2 separate regions of the Homo sapiens genome follow, and region 2 is linked to region 1. A link is a contact called in ENCODE Hi-C or POLR2A ChIA-PET data. All regions are on one chromosome and are shown on one strand. Each heading gives the region's core, a stretch centred on a gene start or an enhancer-like site at or near the end of the contact. The rest is flanking DNA. Distances are from core to core; before and after follow the strand shown. Region 1 overlaps GACAT2 (gastric cancer associated transcript 2). Region 2 has its middle 150 kb from the start of GACAT2.

Region 1 (4,351 bases), core at 1,070-3,569:
AGTATGGTGGGTGGCCTTATGGGGCTGGGGCCTCAACCTCTGTAATCTGAGGCCATCTCTAGGTGGACAGTGTCAGAATTGAATTGAACTAGAGGACACCCAGCTGATGTCCACTGCAGAATTAATTGCTTGTTTGCTGGGGAAAAATCCCTGCACATTTGGCATCAGAATTGTGTTGTGAGGGTAGAGTGGGAGGCAACTGAGTTTGCTTTTTTGGCTCACCAACATCTGTTATATTAATTCCATCATATTAACCTTCCTAATTATGCTATTCTATTAAGATTAGTTAACATCCTTTGAGTATATTTTGTCTGAGAATGAACAGAGGTGATGATATGGTTTAGATGTTTCGTCCCCTCCAAATGTCACATTAAATGGTGACCTCCAGTGTTGGAAGTGGGCCTGGGGGGGGGTGTTTGGATCATGGGGGGGGATTCTTCATGCGTGGCTTAGCACCATTCCCTCAGTGATGAGTGAGTTCTCGCTCTGAGTTCACACGAGATCTGGTTATTTAGAAGTGTGTGGCACCTCCCCCAACTCTTGTTCCCACGCTCACCACGTGGCGCCTGCTCCCTGTCACCTTAAAGCGTTATTGGAAGCTCCCTGAGGCCCTCACCAGAAGCAGATGCCGGAGCCAGGCTGGCGTAGCCTGCAGAACCATAAGCCAATTAAACCTCTTATCTTTATAAATTACCCAGCCTCAGGTTATTTCTTTATGGTGACACAAAAATGGCTGAACACAGGCGACCTAAAGTTTGTTGTGAATAATGCCATACTGAGAATTATTAGGTTGGTGCAAAAGCAATTGTGGTTTTTGCCATTAAAAGTAATGTAAAAAGGGTGGGGCACAGTGGCTCACGCCTGTAATCCCAGCACTTTGGGAGGCTGAGGGGGGGTGGATCACCTGAGGTCAGGAGTTTGAGACCAGCCTGGCCAACGTGGAGAAACCCTGTCTCTACTAAAAATACAAAAAATTAGCCAGGCATGGTGGCGCGCACCTGTAATCCCAGCTACTCAGGAGGCTGAGGCAGGAGAATCACTTGAACCTAGGGGGCGGAGGATGCAATGGGCCAATATCATGACACTGCACTCCAGCCCGGGCGACAAGAGCGAAACTCCATTTCAAAAAAAAAGTAATGTAAAAAGTAATAAAAATAACACTTTTAAGTCAACCTTACTCAGATTCATAAAGCTGGGAATAATATTAAAGCTTATTTAAATTCCACTCCTTAATTTTATAGACAAGGCCTCTAAGGCCCAGGAAGACTGAGCCTATTTTGTGCAAGGTCACTAAACAAATCATTGTGTCCAGGCATAGAACCCACATTGTTCTATCTCTTCATTGGTAAAGTATGCCTGACAATAATTTTACACAGGAATAATATTTAAAATGTTTATTTCATAAGCACTGTTATTTGCTGCTATGGAACCTTCTGTAAATCCATGGTTCTATTTTTGCTTTCCATGTAAACATACCCTTATTTTGTATGTAAAGATGAGCTTAGAGTTGGGCTGGAAAGCCAGACTTCCTTCCAGACAGCAGGAGGAAATGGGAACAGGCATCCTCTATTTCAAATCTCTACTTCTGTTTCGACAGGTAATAATGTTGCCAGATGCCAGGGGTTCGGGCCAGGTCCAGTTGTCACTGTAGAGAAAGCCAATCACTGAGATGATGAGTATTGCTGGGGAAGAAAGGCTTTAATGCAGGTGACATCAGCTGGGACATGGGAGACCAGTCTCAAATCTATCTCCCTAACTATCTAAAGTTAGGGGTTTATATAGCAGGGGGTTAGAGAGAGGTAAAGAAGAGGAATTGGTCAACAGGCAGCAGGTGCATCTCATGACTGGATGCCATCATCTGAAAAGTTTCAGTTCCCTGATACTATCTGGGAGCCCTGATGGTTGGTTTCCCGAGAAAGAAACTCAGACAAAACAAATATAAGTTCCTCAGGCTTCAGTTCTATGGGAAAATCAAGCCAGGTTCAGCAACTCTGTAGGTAGAGAAATCAGCAATGGTGAATTATGATAAGAGCAAACATGGTGAGATGTAGAATGTTCTCAATTAACCCATTAATTTCTCTTAAATTTTTTGGAAACACATGCTGCTGACCAGGAAAGGTAGAGAACTTTGATTAGTTTTCCTTACATAACAACGTATTTTTCCTGTGCAACAAGCTTAGAATCCCAGGATAATTTTTGAAAGTTTAGCAGTTATGTTTTAAGAGAAAAAGAGTTCAAATGTTCAATTTCAAGGCAATATGCCAAAAGGTTGCAAACATGTAGCAAACATGCCAAAAGGTTGTATAAGGGAATTCTGCCTCCTCTGATGAAAGAAGATTCTTAGAACCACCTGGAGGCTGTTTTAAATTATACATACACCCATCACCGTGGGGCTGACCATTCCATAATAGATTCTATTTTATCCCAGTGGGGAAGGGTGCCATCCCAAAAGCCACCACAAGGGGGCACCCTCCGGGACATCGCGGCTCTCTCGGGGCAGGAGCTGTCTCTTTCTCAACCCTGCCAGCCCCAGAGCCCCACCTGCTTTTTTTTTTTTTTTTTTTACAAATGCCATTTAATTTCTTTTTTTTTTTTGCTAGAACAGTTTTGCTTTTATTAAACTATTTAATAAGACATATTTTAAAAGTAAATCAAATTTGGCTATAAATACTTTATATTTAAAAATTAAAATTCTTGAATTATACCCTGTATTTTGCCTTTTTTTCTCATGTAACTATTTTAATGAGGTATCATTCACGTACCATAAAATTTAACTTTTTAAAAGATACAATTCAGTGTGTCTTAGTATATTCACAAAGTTATACAACTATCATCATTATGTAATTCCAGAACACTTTTCTCACCCCAAAAAGAAACCCTGTACCCATTAGCAGCAGTCACTCCCATTCCTCCTTCCCTCAGCCCTTGGCAACTACTAATCTACTTTCTGTCTTTATGGAATTGCTAATTCTGGACATTTTATACAAATGTAATCATGTACTATGTGGCCTTTTGTGGCTGGTTTCTTTCATTTAGTATAGTTTTCAAGGTCCATCCATATTGGATCATGTATCAGTACTTCATTGCTTTTTGTGGCTGGATAATATTTCATTTATTAATATACCACGTTTTGCTTATCCATTCATCTACTGATGGGCATGTGTATTGGAATACTACTATGAACATCTATGTACAAGTTTTTCTGTGTATATATCTTTTTTTTTTTTTTTTTGAGACGGAGTCTCGCTCCGTCGCCCAGGGTGGAGTGCAGTGGCGCAATCCCGGCTCACTGCAAGCTCCGCCCGCCAGGTTCACGCCATTCTCCTGCCTCAGCCTCCCAAGTAGCTGGGACCACAGGCGCCCCCCACCACGCCCGGCTAATTTTTCGTACTCTTAGTAGAGACGGGGTTCCACCGTATCAGCCAGGACGGCCTCGATCTTCTGACCCCGCGATCCACCCGCCTCGGCCTCCCAAAGTGCTGGGACCACAGGCCTGAGCCACCGCGCCCGGCCTGTATATATCTTTTTAATTGTCTTGGGTATACACCTAAGAGTAGAATTGCTGTGTCATATGGTAAATCTCTGAGGAATAGCCAACTTTCCAAAGTGTCTGCACCATTTTACATTCCCATCCACAGTGTATGAGGGTTCTAATTTTTCCACATACTTGCCAACATTTGTTATTGTTCATCTTTTTTTATTTTAGCCATCCTAATGGGTGTGACTTCTATTTGCATTTCTCTAATGACCAATGAAGTTGAGTACATTTTCATATGCTCATTGGTGATTTATATATCTTCTTTGAAGAAATGTCTATTCAAATCCTTTGAACATTTTAAAATTGTGTTACTTGTCTTTTTATTGCTGAGTTGCAAGGGTTCTTTATATATTCTGGACACCAGTTTTGTAGCCATTTAATTTCTTGAAATGAGAATCACTACTTGTGGTTGTCACTCCCCTAACCGTATATTTTTAAAAACTGATATACTTCTCTAATGGTAATACAAAAAAGAAATAATAAGAAACCAACTTATAACAAAATAATATCTATTTCAATATATAAAGCTTAGGTACATATATACTACAAAATATATAATGAAGTAGTCAGATGCTCTACATAGAAGCAACTGCTAAAACACGGACAAATACAGGTGGGTTCTATTCATGACTCCAGTCCCTTGAGTGGCACTCCCTCAATGCAATGATCAAAGATAAAAAATGCATTGAAAATCTCCAAATAAAATGCAGTCTTTATTTTATTTTTATTTTCTTTGTGTTGTTTTGAAACAGACTCTCCCTTTCTCACCCAGTGCAGTGGTGCGATCTCGGCTCACTGCAACCTCCACCTCCT
Region 2 (4,351 bases), core at 695-3,194, 160 kb after region 1:
TACTCACTGTACTGGGCCCTGAACAGGGCACTTCTCAAAACTCAGCTTGCTTAAGCCTTCCAACATACCCATTTTACAGATAAGACACTAAAGCTTAGAGAACTTATATAATTCATCCTAAGCCCCACCCCACAGCCACAAAGTGGGTGAGCCAAGTTGGAGCCCTGGTCTATCAGATCCCAGGCATCATGCTGTTCCTCCTTTGCTATACTTCAGAGGGAAGGCTGGAGCTACTTGAACCAACAGCATTTAAGATTAGAGCAGGGCTGATTTGATGAGTCACTGGGATATTAGAGTCCAATCCTGTGTTGCTTAACATTGGGGATACATTCCAAGAACTGCATCCTTAGGCAGTTTCATCATCGTGTGAACTCATGGAGTTCATTTACACAAACCTAGATGGTGTAGCCTACTACACACTTAGATCATATGCTATAGTCTACTGCTGCTAGGACACAAACCTGTACAGCAAGTTACTGTACTGATTATTGTAGACAATTGAAACACAATGGTAAATATTTTATGTATCTAAACATTTCTAAATATAGAAAAGATACAGTAAGATTTGATATAAAGGTTAAAAAAAAAAGATACTCTTGTATAAAGCACTTGCCATGAATGAAGTTTGCAGGACTGGAGGTTGCTCTGGGTGAGTGAGTGGTGAGTGAATGTGAAGGCCTAGGACATTACTGTGTACTACTGTAGACTTTACAAACTCTGTACACTTCGGCTATGCTAAATTTATTTTTAAAATACAGTAAGTGTGATATGACTTTACAACAGCTACAATGTCACTAGGCTATAGAAATTTTTCAGCTCCATTATAATCTTATGGGACTGTATTTTAAATTCCTTCTGACTGGGCAAAGAATGAACTCCAGAGTTTAGGAGAGGGCTGTCAGAACTGAGGTTCTGCAGTATGCACTCTATGGGGCAGGGACCATATCCCTCTCGTGTTCCTGCTATAACCCCACAGTCACAGTACCTGGCAAATATAGGCATTTCCACAAATGTTTACCAGTGAATGAATAAATACATACAGAACTAGGAAACCAGACAGATCATTATAAATTCTCAAGCAGGAATGTGACTACGTGAGTGGGAAAATCATCTTTCTAGATCAATCTTATTTCTCTCAAACTGTACTTCTGAGATTCTCCAAAAGAATGCAACTTCTTTTGAATGGCTTATTCCTGGAGAGGTTTTTTGTTGTTGTTTTTGTTTGGGTTTTTTGTTCGTTTGTTTGTTGCTGACACTGGAGGTGTTCTTTGCACATTTTAATGTATGCCAAGAAGTCTGTAAGAGTTCTGAACAGTCTCAGAATCTTGACTTTTGGAAGATCTTTAGAGGTTGTTCAGGCTAGCAACAAATATAGGATAGTAAAAGAGTCTTGTAATCACTTTTCTCCCTCTTTGCTGGAGAAAGAGCAAAGATTCTAACCTGACAGCAATAGCACAAATGAGAACCACAAAAGCCTCTTCTTGAAAGATTCCTAATCTGTGGGAGAGAGTTGCTTTATGAGAGGCCAGGGGCCAGAGCAGGCATGCTCCAGGTTCTGAGTTTTCCAGAGAAGACAGGTCTGCCTGTGCCATCTCTAGATTTGGTTTTCTTAAGTGCTCTGAAGACAGTTCTATATGGTAGGCTGGGTAATGGAAAAGAATGCCTCCCCTAAAGATGCACTCAAAATAATTTTCTATTCTGGTTTCTTTAAAAAAGATGCTCCCAAACTACTCTTTCAACGAGATTAAAGCCTATTTGCTTCTTTGTACAAGAGGAATGGGATTCCTTATAGTAGGGCCTTTTGGGCTACTTAGATTCTTTTACAGAACTGGAATTCATCAGCAGGTTCTGGTGTTAATGTGGCTGAACTGCTTCAGAACACTCAGAGATTCTCACAAAATCCCGTTGATGCAGTGTTTTTGTTCACATTGTGCAAATGAGGAACTAAGACTCAAATAGATCAAATAACTCATGAAGTCATTCCGCTGGTATGAAGAAGAACAAGAGAAGGCAGAACTGATCTTCATGCCCAGGTGAGGTCTCTTGACTGTCAGCTTGGTCTTTTCACAACAGAACTTGAATGCCTGTTTTTCCCAGGTGCTAGCAATTAAAGCACTCCTGCTAATACTTGTCAGAATAGACTGGGAGTCTGAACTCAGCATTTTCGGTTGTTGCTATTTAGATTCATGACTTCTTTTGAAGCTGTCAGGCATTCCCTGAGACCTGATGCCAGATTTGTAGTTAAAGGAGAACCATGACCTATCTCCAGAACATTCCCTGTGAGTCTGAATGGAAGTTATAGATCCCTATGTCTTCACTAAGTTCTTAGTATATTCGGAATGGCCCATGCTTACATCCTTTCTGCCAGTCCTCCGTCACTCTCTGGAAGGTGATGTAAGATCATCAATGAAGCAGAAACACTGGGAAGCAGCTTGAAGGGAGTCAGCCTTTGAGTGGGAAGGGCCCATGATTTCCTTGCCTCTTGCTTCTTCATCATTGACAAGTCAAGGTGCTGGCTAAGTGGAGACTCAAAACAGGAGAATTCACAGACGGTTCAGACAGAAGTAGCTTGTTGTCTGACCAAGTCTGGCAAAGCATATGGAGACCTAATTAAAAATGGCAGCCAAGAAAGGATCAGCAGGGTCCATAACCTTTAAAAGAACTCAATAGTACCTGGCCACATCTTCAATATTTAATGCTGGGGGATGATAAATTATTCAGATGAAATAATCTTGGCTTCCACTCACCATAGCCCAAGAGCATTGATCCACATCATCACTAATGATGATGAGCATCACTAATCCACAGAGGCCTTCATGATGAGATGCCAACATGAAATGGAAGAGTGACAGCATTTCTGCTTTAGATTGTTTACCCCTTCCTCACCCTGAGATTTCACATGCTCTTCAGTGGGCCTCCAGGATTGAACTGTCCTTCCTGTTACGTCAAACAGCAACATGAGGATCAATTATCTACCTATATTCCCTGTTGGGCTCAGGATTTGGGGTAGTGAAGGATTGATTCAGATCCCTCTGCTGGTACAGAAGACAATCCATTATCTCACTTCCAGACCAGTGCTTTTAACATCTAGATCAGTGCTTTTAAAACTTAGATTTGCCTAAGAATTATCCATGTATCTTGTTAAAATGCAGATTGTGGTGCACTAGGTCTTCTTGGTTAGATACTCTGCCTTTCTAGCAAGCTCCCAGGTGATGCCAATGCTTCTGGTCTATGGATCAGTCTTTGGAAGGCAAGGCACTATATGGCTGTGAAAAGTAGGCCCACCCTCCATACTCTCTCCACCCAGGTCCAACCTGTACATTACAGCAATATCACACCTCTGCTCAAATCCACTCTCTTTTTTTTTTTTTTTTCAGATGGGGTCTCACCCTGTTGCCCAGTCTGGAGTGCAGTGGCGTGATCTGGGCTCACTGCAGCCTCTGCCTCCCGGGTTCAAGCGATTCTCGTGCGTCAGCCTCTGGAGTAGCTGGGATTACAGGTGTGTGCCACCACACCCGGCTAATTTTTGTATATTTTAGTAAAGACAGAGTTTCGCCATGTTGGCCAGGCTAAATCCACTCTTTTGCCTGACATTCAAGGTCCTGTACAAACTGATCCTACTTGCTTTGTAACCTTTTTTGTCATTGCTCTCTTCTCATGATCTGCATCTCAAGCAGATGAACTATTGCTGCTTCCCAGCCATACTGCCACGCTGCCTTTATTTTGCTCTTTCTTCTACCTGGAATGTTCTTGTCCACCTCTTTCAAGGCCCAGCTCAAGTGCTGCCTCCTCCATGAAGCCTAATGAGTCCCTTCAGCCAGAGGTCGTCTTCCTTCCTCTGACTACTGATGTCACTTTATACCTATTTCTCTTGGGGACGCTGTCACTATCTATCTTGAACTATGACTTGGGGACCATGTCTTTTATCTTGTTTCTACTATAATTCTTTGTAAACTTTCTGAGGGCAGGTTCTATTTTGATTTGCTTGTAACTTATAGACACTTATCACAATGCATTATACATAGCAAGAAGTAAGTGCGTGCGTGTGTGTGTGTGTGTATCAGTTAATTTTATTGGAGTACAATTTAAATCAATAAAATGCATAGATTTCAACTGTACTGTTCATTGAGTTTTGTACCCAAGTAACCACCACCCAATCAAGATAGAAAACTTTTCCATCACCCCAGAACACTCTCTATTTCCCATTCCAGCCAATCCCCTCCCGTTCTAGCCAATCCTTAGCTAGAAAATAACTGTTCAGATTTCTACCAGCATAAACTGGTTTTGTCTCTTCTTGAATTTTACATAAGTGGAATTATAGAAAACCTACTCCTTTATCTGACTTCTTTCA

The links. A loop is a pair of places that touch in the nucleus more often than their neighbours do. ChIA-PET counts read pairs that join two places held with the same protein, here RNA polymerase II (POLR2A). Pooled maps may share reads with other maps.
Region 2: a map of CD8-positive, alpha-beta T cell shows a loop between it and region 1 (2.6-fold over the local background). The contact joins two enhancer-like sites. A Hi-C loop is called at or near these places in 2 of 168 maps with a recorded cell type or tissue (CD8-positive, alpha-beta T cell and Right ventricle myocardium inferior) and 2 of 50 pooled maps. POLR2A ChIA-PET finds 5 or more read pairs at or near these places in 1 of 52 experiments (PC-9).

Annotation. Positions count from the first base shown.
Region 1 is chr18:8,694,477-8,698,827 of GRCh38, forward strand. It overlaps GACAT2 (gastric cancer associated transcript 2), which reads right to left. Exons shown (of 2, transcript NR_120598.1): 2 at 1,380-1,645. Among named protein-coding and RNA genes, the nearest start is that of MTCL1, 8.9 kb to the right of the region's middle. Within about 2 kb of position 2,320, at least 2 of the 41 ENCODE cell types and tissues checked have a DNase peak (open chromatin) inside an H3K27ac peak, as active enhancers do.
Region 2 is chr18:8,859,032-8,863,382 of GRCh38, forward strand. No RefSeq gene overlaps it. Among named protein-coding and RNA genes, the nearest start is that of GACAT2, 150 kb to the left of the region's middle. Within about 2 kb of position 1,945, at least 2 of the 41 ENCODE cell types and tissues checked have a DNase peak (open chromatin) inside an H3K27ac peak, as active enhancers do.